Regions from separate parts of the Homo sapiens genome. Here region 1 is linked to region 2. A link is an interaction called in ENCODE POLR2A ChIA-PET data of the cell type or tissue named here. Cell type or tissue: HepG2. All regions are shown on one strand. Each heading gives the region's core, and the rest is flanking DNA. Links, peaks and the distances in the headings are about the cores only. Region 1 has its middle 96 kb from the start of LIPC. Region 2 overlaps LIPC (lipase C, hepatic type).

Region 1 (8,908 bases), core at 1,226-6,225, 240 kb after region 2:
TATGAAAGCTGTATGGATGCAGTTGTTAAGATTGTTCAGTATATGTGCAAAAGCTATGAATCATCACCAGTCTGTGGAACCACTGAAAGAAATAGAAGATGATGAATTTAACGATCCTGTGTTCTTTGCCAATACTGGTTGATTGAGTCGTGGAAGAGTTTTACAAAGATTTGCTGTACTGTTAGATCCAATTCAAGATTTTCTTGAAACCAAAGGAATACTTGCCAAATAGTCAAAGACACAAAATGGTAATGTGATTTGTGTTTTCTCTTCAATGTTACACTGCATATGAACAAGCTAAATTTGAAGTTTCAAGTAAAGGAACAGCTTATTTGTGACCTAATTAGACAGGCACAAAAATTTATGTTGAAATTGAAGACTTTCATAATTCAAACCAATGATAACAATTTTACATCTTTTTTCTAACATAAATCAAGTGCAGAAGATTTAAATTGTAACTGTAAGTACAGGGGCTAGGCGCGTGCCTTATGCTTATAATCCCGAACTTCGGGAGGCTGAAGTGGGAAGACTGCTTGAGACCAGGAGTTCAAGACCAACCTGGACAACGGAGCAAGACTTTGTCTCTACAAAAAAACAGAAACCAAAACCAAAAAAAGAAAAAACAAAAAGAAAAAACAAACAACAACAACAACAAGAAACCCTACCAAAATACCAAAACCACACAACAAACTAGCCAGGCGTAGTGGTGTAGTGGTACATATCCATAGCTCTAGCTACTCAGGAGGCTGAGGCAGGAAGATCCCTTAATTCCAAGAGTTCAAGGCTGCAGTGAGCTATGATTATACCACCACAGTCCAGCCTGGGTGACAAAGCCAGACTCTGTCTCTCTCTACAAAATACAAACAAAAACCTATTAAGAGGGTAGATCTCATGGTAAATGTTCTTGCCACAATAAAACAAAATTTTAAAACCAAAAAAGAAAGTACAGTTGGCCTATATTCTCAGGTTGAACCAGCTTACAATGTCATCTGCAGATTCAATGGACAGTACATAGAAAATATTTGGGAAAGAATAAAAATCACAATACAACAATAAAAAGTAATACAAATTTAAAAACAATACACTGTAAAATAATTATCTGCAAGCATTTTCATTGTATTAGGTATTATAAGTAATGTATCAGTGACTGAAATTATACAGGAGGATGTGTATAGGTTGTATGCAAATACTACTTCATTTTATATCAGGGACTTGGGCAGCCATAGATATTCATATCCTCTGGAGGGTCCTGGAGTACTATGTAAATTGGTTGCAAAAAGTCTCTTTTCTAGAAAAACTGGGAAGACATTTTGTTCATATTGATACATTTAGAATTCTTTTCCTATTTATTTATATATTATTCTTTTGAGTTCATGCCAGTGAGACTGAGCTGACCCAAGAGTTGGTGAATTTACCTAACTTGGACAAAAGTTTATTTAAAATGGGTACACTTTTTCTTCTAAAAAAAGGTGAGCTATTTTGGCCAATGTAGATGCAAATATTAAAATAAAATTGGGTCCAGGCATGGTGGCTCACACCTGTAATCCCAGCACTTTGGGGGGTTGAGGCAGACGGATCATCTGAGTTCAGGAGTTCGAGATCAGTTTGGCCAACATGATGAAACCCCTTCTTTACTAAAAATACAAAAAAATTTAGCAGGGCGTAGTAGTGCATGCCTGTAGTTTCAGCTACTCAGGAGGCTGGAGAATCGCTTGAACCAGCAAGGTGGAGGTTGCAGCCGGCAGACTTCATGCCACTGCACTGCAGCCTGGTCAAGACAGCAAGACTCTGTCTCAAAAAAATAAAAAGAAAAAAATTATTTTTGATGTTTGATTGACTTATTTCGAAACTTTTAAATGTGTTTAGAACACTTTGGTTATATGAATCTATTTTTTAATGGTATATTTTTTAAAATCTAAATACAAATTTAGTATTTCTGATGAAAATTTGGTGTTCAAATCGAGATGTCCTTTAAGTATAAAATAGCCACCAGATTTTGAAGGCTTAATATGAAAGAAAGAATGTAAACTATATTATTAATTGATTTATTATGTTTGATTGTATGTTGAAATAATATTTTGAATATATTGGGTTAAATAAAATATATTATTTAAAGTAATTTTTCTTGTTTCTTCTTACCTTTTTAATGTAGCTATTAGACTACTAGACAATTCAACATTATGTACTTGGCTTTCATTATTCATTCTTCTGTTGCACTCAAGATAATTGTGCATGAAACTTCTTCATGAAAGCAGAGATCATCTTTGTTCTTTAATTTTTTTTTCTCCTGCTGAATCCTTGCTTAGCACATAGCAGGTATTCAATAAATATTTGTTAAATAAGTGAAAAAGTTTGGGGTGTTTAATTCTCTGTCAGAAACATCTTTGCACAAGTTGATATGTGAGTGTATTAAAAGTAATCTAGAAATGGCTTAAAGTATACAGGAGGATGTGCATGTATTACTCTCAGAATAAATGCCAAAATAATTGTATAAAAGGGCATGGACCATTTTATTGCTGTTAAACATTGCCAAGTTAATCTCAGAAAAGATTGAATCAATTTACAGTGCCATCAACATTGTAAATTGGTTCAGACTATCAGTCTCCCAATGCCAACTTTTAAAGGAATGTAGAGTGATTAGCAATGTGACACTGGCCAAGTTACTTAGCTTTTAGAAACTCAATTTCTTTAAACTATAAAATGGAAATAATAACGTAAGGCTGAAAATTAAGTGAGAAAATGCATAGGCAAATACTTACCCAATACTTGCCTCGTGTGAAGTAGGTTTTAAATGGATGATTCCAGTTAAAAGAATCTTAATTTCATAGTACTTTCTTACAGTAGTCAAGGTCAAGAGTGGTGGTTTCTGCTGAGGGCATACATGGCCAGGAGAGGGTGGGCAGTTGCCACTTTGCAGAAGGGGACAGAAGAAATCAGACTCACTTAATGAGGAACTGCCAGAGCTCTAGGATTAGACATGTTTGCAAAAAGAAAATAGCCTCATGGTTTTGTACACTTGATTAGCTATAAAGACTTATTTAAAATAATTATGGGAGCTAATATCTGAAATGTGCCTAAAACTCCATCCAAGGAATATTTTATTTCAAAATGAATATTTTAGATTTCCTAGCAAATGGGAGAAAAGTCCTGAATAAAAATCCCCTCGGGTAATGATTTGACAAATTCTCCATTGGGGGTAGGTGTAGCGCTATAACCAGTTTATGGGAACACCAGGAAATAGCTTGTCAGCTGCTCCATATCCAAATATTATTTCTCAAACCTGGGAGTACCTAGATATGCACTGCTGAACATGGTAGCCACTAGCCACATGTGGCTATTGAGCATTGAAAGAAACGTAGCTTGTCTATAGACTTAGTGTAAAAAAAAAAAAAAAAAGTAAGCTATTTCACCAATAACACTTAAATATGGTTACATGTTGAAATGATAATATTTTTGATGTATTGGGTTAAATGTACCATTATTAAAATTAATTATTACAGTTGTAATAATTAGATTAAAATGAAGTTTATCTGTTTTGTTTTCCATTTTTTAATTTTTAATTTAATTTTTTTTTTTTTTTATTAGAGACGAGGTCTCGCTATGTTGTCTAGGCTGGTCTCAAACTCCTGGGCTCAAGCAGTCTTCCTTCCTCAGCCTCCCAAAGTGCTGGGATTACAGGAATGAACCACCATGCCTGGCCTTCTTCTTTTTTCACATGTGGCTATTCAGGCATATCTCAGAGATATTGTGAGTTCAGTTCCAGACCATCGCGATCAAGCAAATATTGCAATAAAGTGAGTGACGTGGATTTTTCGTTTCCCAGTGCACATGAAAGTTATGTTTACACTATACTATAGTGTGTTAAGCATCCAATAGCATTATGTCTAAAATAACAACAATATGTATATTTTAACTTAAAAATACTTTATTGCTAAAAAATGCTAATGATCATCTGCACCTTCAGCGAGTTGTGATCTTTTTGCTGCTGGATGGTCTTGTCTTGATGTTGAGGGCCTTGCTCTGGATTAGGCTTTGACTTACAGGAATGTTGTGGCTGGTTTGATCTTCTGTCCAGATCACTGAAACTTTCTCTACCTCAGCAGTAAGGCTTTTTTTAAAAATCATTCATGTGTTTACTGGAGTAGGACTTTAAATTTTGCTTTTTTTTTTTTATCATTCGTGTGTTTATTGGAGTGGGACTTTAAATTTCTTTCAATAACTTTTCGTTTGTATTCATAATTGACTGGTGTAAGAGGCCTAGCTTTCAGTCTTTCTCTGCTTTCGATATGCCTTTCTCACTAAGCTTAATTGTTTTTAGCTTTTGACTTAAAGTGAGAGATGTGTGACTCTTCCTTTCACTTGAACACTTACATGCTACTGTAGGGTTATTAATTGGCTTAATTTCAATATTGTTGTGTCTTAGGAAATAGGAAGGCCTGAGGAGATGGAGAAAGACAGGGAATGGCTGGTCAGTGGAGCAGTCAAAACGCACACAACATTTATTGATGAAGTTCACTGTATTCTATGGGTACAGTTCATAGCACCCCAAAACAATTATGATAGTAACATCAAATATCACTGATCATGGATCACTAAAACAGATATAATAATAATAAAAAAGTTTGAAATATTGTGAGAATTACCCAAATGTGACATAGAGGCACAAAATGAGGACATGGTGTTGGCAAAATGGCAGCAATAGACTTGAGCAGGACTGCCAGAAGTCTTTACTTTGTTAAAAAACAGTATCTGCAAAGCACAATAACACAAAGCACAATAGAGTGAGGTGTGCCTGCATTTACTTCTGTGGCTCACATTATATTTCTGCTGGGTAGTGGTCGTCCAGATCCCTCCAATTGCCTTTAGCACTTCTTAGCAGCAATCTTCTATGACTACTTAGATACTTTAGAATATGCATTGACAACTTGGATTAGCTCTAAGCTTGGAATTCACAGCCAGGTAACGCAACAGCTGAGGTGTTTGCTTTATATAAGGACCTGTGAAAGCAGATTGGCAACTGCTAAAATAAAAACCAGAACCCAGGCCAAGACCTCACCCCAGTTCACACCAGCAAAATCTCAGAAATTCCCTTTATGTTTTTGCTAAAATCAACAATTAATGAAGCCAAAAGTCTGACACTGATAACTGAAAATAAGCATTTTTTTTTTCTTTTTCTTTTGGGATTTCAAGTACAGAAAGACAAAGATAAAATGAACTAATAATCTAGCCCTTTCATAAAAACAAAACCACTTAGATTAGCAATTATGCCAATTTGGGTCCTCTGAGAAGCAGATGCCAAGACAAGGTTGATTTTGCTAGAGACGTGTTGGGAGAAAAGACTGTGAAGGATAAGGGGGTAGAAACAGGAGATGGCAGACAGCCTTCAGACCATGTGTGCTGACCTGCCACCTGTGAAAGGAGAGAGGGAAGGAAGAACTGGGCAGAGCTCCTCGGACTGCAGCACATTCCTCAGAGAATCCTGGCCAGGTCCACAGGAGTCCCTGAATGCAAAGGCTGCTTGTTGCAGGCAGCCTATGTCCAGCAGGAAGGGGCTAGCACTTGTTCCCACCACAAGCAGCCCAGGGGAGGTGTGGCCTTGATACCAATAGGGAGGCAGGCCCCAAGGATGCTAACTGGGGCTGGCAGTCAACTCTGCTCCCTTTGGCATTTCCTCTTGGAAGAGAGCTAAATGGTGCACTGCCACACCATCAGAGAAATATTGATCTCCAATATTGGATATTGTTTCAGATTTGAGGTTAAATTTACAAGCCCATATGTCCTTGTGTTTTTCTCCACACTATGTGATTTGGTGAAGAAACTGGGTACTTATGTAAACCAATGTACTGACCAGAGTCACAACACCAGATTCTATTAGTCTTGGCTCTGCCACTCTCTAGACACTTCACTTACTTCAGCCTCAGTTTGTTATGGATAATGATATCCACCTTGTGAGGTTGTTGTGATCATTAAAAAGGATAACATGTGAGACAGTGTTTCACAAAGGTAAGATTGTTTGACCACTTTGTTCATATCCTGATGGTCCCACCTGATTTCTGGAATGCTAAAGAATTTCAAAGGCAGGTAATGCCATGTTGAATTTTCTCAGCTATCAGAAAAATTTGGCTTGAAAATCATATCTACCTATGAAAAGTCGTCTGAAACTCATTCTAGTTGATCCCGTTCGCACAACATTCAGGGCTTTCTTGCAGTTATTTCCTCTTACAGCACTTCCTGCAGACATTTCCAAGGAGGAATCCTTCACTCCACTCCAGTCTCTGCTCAATCGATGTCTCCTCCTAGGCCTGCCTTCGCCAATAGCAGCTCCATCACCTTTTGCCCTCTCCTTGCTTTGTTTTCCTTCATAGTACATATAAGTTCTCGATATTATAATGTTTAACTATTAGTTGATGGTAGTCTTCCTTATTAAAACATAAGCTTCATGAGGGTAGGGCTTCCTCTGTTTCATTCACTGTTATATCCTTTAGAATGCTACCTGGTGTCGGGTAAGGAATTGACTTTTTTTAACTGAATGAAATTCACATGTGGTTTCCAAAAGGAATGAAATGGCAAATGAGGAATTTTTCATGAATATCCTGGTCTACCTTAATGGTAAGTGGGAGAGGAAGAAAGACGCTAATTATAGAATACCTCAGATGGGTTCAGCCTCTTCCTCAGTCAGACCTTTCACCGGAATTGCTGGCAAGAAGCAAATGGACAGGTTTGGCACTCATCATTCTTCCTTACTCAATTTCTCTAGGGGAGGTGGGCAAGGGTTTTGTAAAGACTCATGGTAATCATGTGGTAACACAAAACTGAGTAAGAGCCCTGTCTAGCCCACCAGTGGGACACTCAGCCTTTGAGGGTCAAGAATGGTTTTGTCTGTTTTAGCTTGTCCTGTAAGTCATGAGCAAAGACACAAGTTGTGGTGCAAAGAAGAGAAAATACTTGCTTTATTTTGACCTAAAGGGCAAAACTGGCATCACAGAATGGCTGACGCCTACTGCTTAGGTCTATCCTGCAAAAAAGGGGCTATCACTGAGGGAGGAAGAGTTGTTCATCCTTCTCAGCATTCAAGCTGAGGGTAGTGTCAATCTAGAAATGTTGTAGAGGTGGTTACTGGCTGAGTGTAGGGGGTTCAGACTAGGGGAACTTTGTAGTCCTTTCTCATTTACTGATTCTATGAATTTGAGTCATCTCTGAGCTAACAAATTGTTTACTTAGAAAGTCAACAGAGAGAAAAAGGGACATGGGATCATCAAGCACCCAGATGGAATGCAATAAACTCTCATACTGGTTTATTTAAGACAACTTCCTCTTGTCTTAGCCAAGAAATAATCTGTGGATCATCCTCAGTTTGTAACTGCCTTCAGAGTGATCTATGTTTTCTGGGAGAGAGAAAGCTTAACCCCAATCCCCCAGGACTGCAGGGATCCCTGCAGGTAGAGGGGGGACAGTCTGCCAAACACAGAACCCCTCTGAGAGAAGAACAAAGGGCAGAGCTGAAATTCCAGCAGTCATCTCTCCTTAAAGGTTGCCCTTGTTGCCTCCATTCATGGAGGAGAGAGTTGGCCCCATTCACTCAGCAGCACAAGTCTGATTCTCCTGATAGTGTGGTGAGTAGACAGTGCAGAGGGCCTGGGAGACAGAAGACCCAGGTTCTATTCCCAGTTCCACCTCTAATTCACTTTATGACCTTGGTCATGTTGCTTGACCTCTCTGGGCCTCAAATTCTTTTCCAGAAAATGAGAAGATTGATTTAAATGATCTCTAAGGCTCCTTTGTGTGTATGTGAAAATATGACTGGGGGATTCAGGGAAGGCTGGGTACTTGTTCCCTTTTAGAGCTGTCTCTGAAACGCAGCTTAGCATTTGGCACTGGGGGTGGGAAACAAAACAGAGAATCAGCCTTGAGATGTGACAGACCTGTGGGCTGCCTGTCCTGTCTCCTTCACAGGGCTCTGGGGCGTCTCACATTTCCTAGAGTGTAGCTGCCTCATGGAAGAGGGCAGAAGGCCTGGTGACAAAGCAGCAGATCTTGTCAGCTGACTCCCCTGCCTTCCATCCCCCCACTGACCTCGGAGTGGTGAGTCACGCTTCGTCACCCAGGGTTACTGGCAGCAGGCCCCACACAACTTCTTCAGCTTGTCAACACCCAGGATAGAATAAATCATCAGAGACCCATTTTTAGCCAAGAGTGAAAAATGAAGTCACCAGGAAAAGCAATAGAAGATGCCAATTAGGAATGCAAATAGGAAGCGAGGGTTTGTTGAAGGACAGGGTTATCTTCGCAGGGAGCCAATCCCCGGAAGGCTGCAGGCTTCTGGATTTGCAGTCTGAGTTTGCAGCATCTGGTGAGGAGGGCTCTGGGAAGAGGCCCACAGCTGGGTGGGAGTGACCACAACACTTCCTGCCCTCTTCCACTTTCAAAACCACATCAGCCAGGCTGAGGGATCTTAGCTTCTTCTTGCTCCAGGAAGTGGGTCTTAGAATTATCACATCACAGGGAATTAGGAGGGAGATGCTGAATTCTCTAATCTAGTGACTTTCCTGTCTTTTGTTCTGTTTTATTTTAGGAGCAGGACAAACAGGGAGGGGAGGGTTTGCAGCCTGCAGGCTGAGCCTCCCTCTCTTTTTCTTCCCTACTCTGGGCTAGACTAATTTGTCTCAAAGGCTCTTCCGCTTTTACCATTCTGTAGTTCATTGTCAGATTTCAAAATAACACATTCCAGCAGTGTTGAGCATGTGGGCAAATTCTGATGAAATAATACCATTTCAGTAAAAAGAAAAAAACCCGGTTCTGTCACTTTTATTAGCTATGGGATCATAGTTAAACCTCAATTTCCTTATCTGTAAAATGAAGAAAATAAAAGTACCTATCTCAGAAGGTCTTTGGGAAGATTGAATTAAGA
Region 2 (8,908 bases), core at 2,543-7,542:
ATTCACAGTAAAGCAAATTCAATAAACATATGCAAAGATTCTCAATCTCAGCAGTAGGCAGGGAAATGTAAAGTCACAATGAAGTCACAACTTGCACCCAGCAGACTAGCAAAAACTAAAATGAGCAATAAATATTTCTGCCTTGGAAAGAAGTAGGGAGTGGGAAATAGGTGTTCATACACTGCTGGTGGAAGTGCAAATTGTGATAATGTTTTAGGAAAGCAATGTGGCAACATCTATTCAATTTAAAAATATATATCATTTGACTTAAAAAATTCTACTACTATCCCAGCACTTTGGGAGGCCGAGGCGGGCGGATCACCTGAGGTCAGGAGTTCGAGACCAGCCTGACTAACATGGTGAAACTCCGTCTCTACTAAAAATATAAAAATACAAAAAAAAATTAGCCGGGTACGGTGGCGGTGCCTGTAGTCCCAGCTACTCGGGAGGCTAAGGCAGGAGAATCGCTTGAACCCGCGAGGTGGAGGTTGCAGTGAGCCGAGATCACGCCACTTCACTTCAGCCTGGGCAAAAGAGCGAGACTCCATCTCAAAAAAAAAAAAAAAAAAAAAAAAAAAAAAAAAAAAAAAAGGGCCGGGCACGGTGGCGGTGGCTTACGCCTGTAATCCCAGCACTTTGGGAGGCCGAGGTGGGTGGATCACGAGGTTAGGAGATGGAGACCATCCTGGCTAATATGGTGAAACCCCGTCTCTACTAAAAATAGAAAAAATTAGCCAAGCATGGTGGCATGCGTCTGTAGTCCCAGCTAATCGGGAGGCTGAGGCAGGAGAATCACTTCAACCTGGGAGGTGGAAGTTGCAGTGAGCCAAGATTGTACCACTGCACTCCAGCCTGGTGACAGAGCGAGACTCTGTCTCAAAAAAAAAAAAAAAAAATTATACTACTAGAAATATTTCCCACAAATAGGTATATGAGAATACATGTATAAGGATGTTAAATGCAGCACTTTTCAGAAAGGCAAAAAGCTGGAGAAAAGTGAAGGCACATCAGTATGAGACTGACAATAAATTAAGGTTCTGTCTACAATGGGGAATATTATGCAATCATCAAAAGTAGTGAGGCTGGGTACTGTGGCTCACACCTGTAATCCAAGCATTTTGTTTGAGGCCAGGAGTTTGAGGTTGCAGGGAGCTGTGATAGGGCCACTGATCTCCAGTCTGGACAACAGACTGGAGTTCTAAAAAATTAAGAAAAAAATTAAAAAATAATAAGATCTGTACCAATTGACCCAGAAATATTTCAGCTCATATTGTTGAGTAAGGAAATCAATTTGCTGAAAAGAATGTATAATTACATGTTTGTGAAACAGTAACAAGTCCCTTCTCTTTGGGGATGTCTGTATATGGTAGTATATATGACTATAGAAAAACTTCAGAATTACACTCCTGGTTATGAACATGGGTCAGGGGAGAGGGCATTGACCCAAGTAACAAGAGGAGGAAAAAGATTGCACTAACCCCTCCAGCATGTATACTTCTATTTATAAAAAAATATTGTATAATAGGCATACAGAAATTAGAAAAAAGGGCTGGGAGCAGTGGCTCACGCCTGTAATCCCAGCACTTTGGGAGGCTGAGGTGGGCGCATCACTTGCGGTCAGGAGTTTGAAACCAGCCTGGCCAACATGGTGAAACCCCATCTCTACTAAAAAATACAAAAATTAGCCTGGTGTGGTAGCAGGCGACTTAATCCCAGCTACTTGGGAGGCAGAGGCAGGAGAATCGTTTGAACCCAGGAGGCGGAGGTTGCAGTGAGCCGAGATCGAGCCATTGCACTCAAACCTGGGGGATAAGAGCGAGATTTCTCTCAAAAAAAAAAAAAAAAAAAAAAAAGGAAATTAGAAAAAAGATCCATATCTTTTAGCATGTAAGGATACGAATAAGTCACTAAGACAAAAAAAAAAAAAAAAAAAAAAAAAAAGAAGCAAAAACAGAAACAAAAAGCAAGCAAGTTGAGCAAGTTGTAGAGTAATATATATACGATGGTTCCACTTTGGTGAAAACAACAAGCAAACAAAAGCCTTGAGTGTGGATAAATGCTTGTCTATGTTCGAAGGAATAACGTTGCCAGGCTGTTACCAATCTTCACTTCGGGTCGCTGGGGTGGGGAAGAAGGTGGGTGCGGGGAGACGGATGACCAGCTTTCTCTTTACATATCTTTGCATTGTTGCACTGCTTTTATACTCTTATAAAATATCTTTAAAATGAGAAACCTAAAATAACCACATAACAAAACCTAAAAATACATTACAACTTCTGCCCTCAAGGGGCTCACAGTCTCCTGCAGACTGTCTTCAGATAGCTGATGTGTTTGATTTGCTCTCTATGGCTTCCAGGGAAGAAAGCGAGGGGAGAAGGTACGGCAAGGTAGGGGAAGCTCTTTCCCTGGCGGTGCTGGGCCACACCTGTGATATTCTCTTGAGAGGAAGGTGTTGGACTCCGTCAGTGTTGCCCCAGTTTTCTGAAGAGATGAATTAGCCCGGGTACTTGTTGAAAAGAAAAATCTTTAGGATCTGTCCTTGACCCGCTGAATTCGAATCTCCAGGGGAGGAGTCTGGGAAGCTTTATTTTTTAGTGCCCAGGTGATTCATATCATTGGGGAAAGTTGGGAAACACTGGTCTACATTCACGCTGCTCAGCGTGGCCTGGGAACCAGCCGCAATGGCATCGCCTGAGAGCTTGTTAGGAATGCCTGCTGTCAGGATGTGCCCCAGACCTACGGTGACAGAAATGCCAGTGAACAAGGTGCCTGTGCACAGAATGGGTTGAGAGGGATGTTGTAGATGACCCTTACAGTTATTCTCTAATTCTATCTTATTTGACAGGAAGATAGCTCCAAGACACTGGAAAATTCTTTTTGTGATAGACGTGTTTCAAAAGTAAAAATGTAGTCAAGGAACCCAAAGGGATTTTGATGAACTGATTGAGGCAGAAACTGAGCTAACGTAAGAGGAGGCCGGCAGGGCCAAGAGATGAGGGAGGGAGGAAGTCAACCGCCTCGCCAACCTGGCTTTGTTTCTAAGCTGAATGAGGAAGCAGTGAACTCTATCTTGGACAGGTGTGGTAGCTGAAGCTTCTGATTTAATCAAGAGGAAAAAAATACAGATAAGAAGAGATACCTGTCACTTATTAACTCAGCAAGCATTTACAGGATGCCAACTCTGTACCAGGTGATAGGCTGAGCACTGGGAATAATGCAGTGAACAATGAGAGCCTCTCCCTGACTTCACCAAGCTTCAAGGCCAGTGGGGGAGAAAGGCAGTAAAGAAACCATTTCAAAGATCAGGCCTACGGCTAGGGTAAAGCTAGTGAAGCACTTGCCTTGAGTGCAAAAATGTAAGGGGGCTCCAAAAACTCAGTTATCAAGAAAATTTTTAATGCAAAAATTTTTCTAATGGAAATGAATGCAAAAATCTATGATACATAAAATATAAACATTTTGCTGTCATGGTGGCTCACATCTAATCCCAGTGACTTGGAAGGCTGAGGCCGGAAGATTGCTTGTGTCCAGGAGGTTGAGGCTGCAGTGAGCTCTGATTTGGCCACTGCACTCCAGCCTAGGTGACAGCAAGATCAGGCTGGGTGCAGTGGCTCACTCCTGTAATCCCAGCACTTTGGGAAGGTAAGGAGGGTGGATTGCTTGAACCCAGGAGTTCAAGACTAGCCTGGGCAACCCTTGTCTTTATAGAAAATATAAAAATTATCTGGGCTTGGTGGCATGCACCTGTAGTCCTAGCTACTTGGGAGGCTAAGGTGGGAGGATCCCTCGAGCTCAGGAGGTTGAGGCTGCAATGGGCTGTGATCATGTTACTGTACTCCAGTCTGGGTAGCAGAGTGAGACCCATCTAAAAAATAAATATATAAATAAACACAGGTTCACTATTACTGATTTTTCCTTTTGCCTCAGGCTCCAATGTGGCTCTGCATGGCATGGCCACAAATCATTTCACCAGGAGAATAAAAAAACATTGACTATGGATGGCAGGGTGAGCTGCTTGAAGCTCGGGTAGGATGAGATAATTGTTAAATGATCTCCCAAGCAGTAACACCTAACTTGGAGCTGCAAGCATGCAATGGAGGAGAGGTGGGAGTGTAAGCAACAGAAGGGGCCAAGGAGAGAGCTTTGCGCTTTTGAAGGAACTGAGGTGGCTGGTGTTGTCTAGACCTCTGGGTTTCAAACTTAGTGCATATTAGGATCACCTGGGGAGCTTTCAACAGTCTTAATCTCCGGGCCCTGCCCTAGTCCAATTAAGTAAAAAATCTCTAGGTGTGGGGCTGAGGCAGGGCTAGTTTTTAAAGCTCCTCAGGCATTTCTAAAGTGCACGCTAAACCTGGGCAACATAGTGAGACCCCTGTCTCTACAAAACATTTAGGAATTAGATGGATGTGGCAGTGTGCACTTGTAGTCCCAGGTACTCGGAAGGATGAGCTGGGAGAATTGTTTGAGCCCCAGGAGGTCAAGGCTGCAATGACTGTGATTGCACCACTGCATTCCAGCCTGGGTGACAGAGTGAGACTTTGTCTCCAATAAATATATAAATAAATAAAAATTAAAAATAAAATGCAGGCTGGGCGGACACTCCGTGGGTGGAGCTGGACAATGGCCTAGTGAGTGACAGACAGAGAGTAATGGGAGGCAAGACTGGGGAGAAAAGTAGGGGCTTGACTGGGAGCCTTGAAGGCCAGGGTAATTATTTTGGACTTTTTCCAAAAAACGTGGGAGGTCATTGGGAGGGCTTTATGCAGGAAAATGATATAACCTTTTTTTTTTTTTTTTTTTTTTAAGATCACTCTGGTCGCTGTGAGGGGAAGGGATTGAGAGGGAGGAGGGTGTCTGAGGGATGAGTTGGAAAGTTGTTGCAAATGTCTGGGTAAGCGATAGTTCGGCTTGGGCTGGGTTGATGGCAGTAGAGGTGGGGAGACATAGACACGCTTAAGAAATAAGAGTAGAATTCATGGAATATGGTGATCATTGGATTGTGAGGGGCCAAAGGGGAGGACACATAATGGATGACTCCCCAGAGTCCACCACCAGCAACTGGGTGGGTGGTAATGACCTTCAAGGAGATAAACAACAGAGAGAATGGGGATGAGCAGGTTCCAGGGGCAAGAAACATCATGCATTCATTTTTGGATGCAGGGAGAGATGACACAGCGGGAACTGTGGAATGGACAATTGCATAATATATGGGAATACGGGTCTGGAGAGAAGGCCCAGGCTGGAGCTCTACACTGAGAATGGTTGGCCTATGTGGTTGATCATAAATAAAGCCATAGGAGTGGGTGAGATTGCCTATAAAGAGAGAAACGTGCGAGTAGGGAAGGAGGTCTGGGCTCCCCTGGAATGGTTGAATGGAGGGCAGGGAGCAGCAGGGAGGCTGGGAGGTTGGAGGGGAATCAGCGGGGCACAAATAACTAAAGGCCAAGTGGATGGCGGAGAGCGTCACTTATGTGATTGCCAGGCGCTCAGAAGAGAGAAAGATCTCTGTGGCCTGGCCAGGCTAGGAGGCAACTGGTGAAAATAACTGGGCCTGGGTAGATAAATAGGACTAAGTTAGGCAGAGCAATTCCAGGGGAGAAAAGAAAAGGAGGAAGGGATAAGAGAAGGGAAGGAATGAGATGTGTCGGGAGCCATTAATCATGTACGGATCATTGGGATTCAAATAGAAGTATGTATTATGGGACCATGTAAATGGTCCCTTTTGGGACTGACTTTCTTTAGTCTTCATCTTGCTTGTCTATTTCCCATCCCTCTGACTTTACTTTGGTCCAGCCTCTGTGGGAGGGCAAGCACAGCACTGGGCAGCTTTACCCCTTGCCTTGCTGCCCCACAGACGTGTATTGCAATCCAAGCTTTTGCAGTATTTGCGGCCGACATGACTCAAGGTGAACATTGAGGACAGGGAGCTTTGCGATGCAGCAGAGTGCGTTCATTTTAATGTTGAATGGAGTGCTTGTTTCCTTCTCTCTCTGACTTACTCACCTCAAAGAGCCCAGCTGCAGTGTAATCGACATTCCATTTCTTTCCCAGTGCTCTCTTACAAGAGAAGCACAAATAAGCTTTTGCCTAAAAGGCAAGATGCTAGTGTTATCTTTCCTGAGTGGGCTCATAAATGCAGATTCTTTGGAGAGAGGTGTGTATAATCAGTTCACGAGCCAGCATTTTGCATGTGCAACGAACAGATGTGACTGCATTATTCAGTTTCCCAATTTGACTTCCCTACTCGAATATACTTAAGAAAATGTGATGTCGATGAACACATCCCTCCAAGTGAAAATAATCCACCGACAACAGAATTGGCAACCAGATTTGGACATGCCAAGAGGAGTTTCAAATGTTCCAGTTAACCACTTGTCACGTTGGATGCTTGTTGAATTCTCTGCCCAAAATGTTACCATGTATTGTGGCACTTCAAGTTTTCTTACTAAAGATGAAATAATTTCTAATTATATTGCTTGTGAAACTATATTACTTTTGAAACATATCACACTATAGTAGAAACATGTTTGTTTAACTCTGCCCTTTATTTTCCCTTTTTAATTTTCACATTGTGAAAGGTGACATTCATACTAAAAAGTGCGTGAAATGTAGATGTATATAGAACGGTTAAATCAGTGAACGTGTGTGTACCCACCACCTGGAGTAAGAAGTAGACTATTGCTGGCACCTGGAACTCCAGGGTGCCCTTCCTCTTTCCTGGGATTATCACAGCCTCACTTTTGTGATAATGATTTTATTGTTTTGTTTCCTTTTGTGATAATGATTTTATTGTTTTGTTTCCTTTTGGTTTTTTTTTTTTTTTTTTTGAGACGGAGTCTCACCCTATTGCCCAGGCTGGAGTGCAGTGTCGCGATCTCAGATCACTGCAACCTCTGCCTCCCGGGTTCAAGGGATTCTTGTGCCTCAGCCTCCCAAGTAGCTGGGATTACAGGCATGCGCCACCATGCCCAGCTAATTTTTGTATTTTTAGTAGAGACCGGGTTTCACCATGTTGGCCAGGCTGGTCTCGAACTCCTGACCTCAATTGATCAGCCTGCCTCAGCCTCCCAAAGTGCTGGGATTACAGGTGTTTATCCATTGTTTGTATCATACTATACCTTTTTTTGTGTCTTTGTGCAAACGAAAAATGCATGAGTGCTTCCTTAAATGTTGCTCCCTAGATGCCTCGCTGCCTCACGCTGGCCCCAGCTCTGTTCTTTTGTGTGTGTAGCTTTGGCTTATCTTTCTTACGGTTGTACGACAGTCCATTAGCAAGACTATAACCCAGTTCATTTCTGCATCGTACTGGCAGACATTTGGGCTGTTTCTGGCTGCGATGATTTCAAGGCTCACATACATGTCTCCTGGAATACATATGCATGGACTCTGTTGCATATACAGCAAAGAGTGTTTCCCTGTTGTTTTTCAAAAGTGATATTCTAAATTCCTTCTGGATCGTTAATGATAAAACCTGGCAATCCAATGCAAACATTTTATTGTAAACCTTAGTATTCTAGACATAATGGGAAATGTTCATTTTATTATCTATCAATTTTAGACACACACTCACACACATTCCCTAAAAGTAGGGTCAAATACTTTTGCAGGTAAGATTAGCATTCAGGACAGAATGCTTCATTTGGAAACATTGACCAGCTGTTCTTCCTATCCCACCACCCCATAAGTTTTAGATTTCTAGGTCTTTCAAAGGGAAATAAAAGTGAATCATGCAAGATAATTTTAAATTGATTAGTCAGAGGCAGACATCTTTCCAGGATTTTTGTTTTCATGAGCCCCAGTTTACCCCGCTTTGGTGAAGAGAATATGAATTATGGTCTGTATATAGCTGAGCCTAAGTGCAAGTTAGGTTAGCTTGTTTAATGTGCATAACATGTTCCTCCTCTCTGAATTATGTAAAACACATATCTAACTGATTACCATATTTAGCGTCCATTGTCACCATGTGCTTTGTGATGGAATTTGCTGGTCAAAACATTATTATTTCACTTATTGGACAGTTTGAAATTTGACATCTAACTCTCTCAGTTAGTTCAGGCTTCTATAGCAAATTACCATAGTCTGGATGGCTTAAACAAGAAACATTTATTTCTCACAGTTCTGGAAGCTGAGAAGTCCAAGATAAAGGTGCCAGCAGATCTGGTAGTCTACTTCCAGGTGAGGGTCAACTTCCTGGTTTGCATATAGTTGCCTTCTCATATCCGCACATGGCAGAGAGTTCTGATCCTTTATCCCCTATAAGGGCACTAATCCCACTTATGAGGGCTCCACCCTCATGACCTGATCACCTCCCAAAGGCCCCACCTCCAAACACCATCACATTGGGGATTAGATTTCAGCATATGAATTTTGGGGTGACTCAAACATTCAGTCCATAGCAAATGCTTTGAGACATTCCAAGTTTTTAAAATTAGCTTTTGTTGCAAGCATTAGTAAGATATAATAATTATGTTTATTTAATTTGTAATTCCATTATTAAAATGACCACATGTCTAGCTTTCACTGTTATCACAAGTAGTTTTAGTAGAATTCTACTTGTAAGTGTTTGGTTCTGTGAAATCGTTATATGATTTGTATAAATATTAGAATAATTATAATTTTTCTTCTTTTAAGAACTGTATTGTCTTAAAGGATGTGTATTTGGTATACACAACTAGTGGTGATTAATTAGAATCTTGCTTTATTGAAGCACTAGTTACCTAATAAAAAAGTATCTTTCTAGCATGGTTCAAAAATGGGTCATAATAAACTAGCAAGGACATGTGGGAAACTTAATTATAAAAGACATTGTAAATTAGAACAACAGATCTAAAATGGCTCTTGCATTTGTACTTATTTGCATATATTAACATTTAACCAGAGATAAAATTGGGACATTTTTGGTTGTACT

The links. Peaks named below come from ENCODE experiments on the same cell type or tissue, not always from the same donor. Only the 100,000 strongest peaks of a DNase experiment are listed, where the experiment ranks them.
Region 1: POLR2A ChIA-PET joins it to region 2 with 5 read pairs; 5 of 35 experiments call an interaction of 5 or more read pairs at or near these places.

What each region holds. Positions count from the first base shown.
Region 1 is chr15:58,331,524-58,340,431 of GRCh38, reverse strand. No RefSeq gene overlaps it. Among named protein-coding and RNA genes, the nearest start is that of LIPC, 96 kb to the left of the region's middle. RefSeq lists enhancers at 7,908-8,202, 7,359-8,558. In HepG2, for the core only: no CTCF peak of the experiment used is centred there; no DNase peak of the experiment used is centred there.
Region 2 is chr15:58,569,021-58,577,928 of GRCh38, reverse strand. LIPC (lipase C, hepatic type) reads right to left here. Exons shown (of 9, transcript NM_000236.3): 9 at 8,085-8,908. Among named protein-coding and RNA genes, the nearest start is that of LIPC-AS1, 75 kb to the right of the region's middle. In HepG2, for the core only: no CTCF peak of the experiment used is centred there; DNase peaks (open chromatin) are centred at 3,188 and 4,498.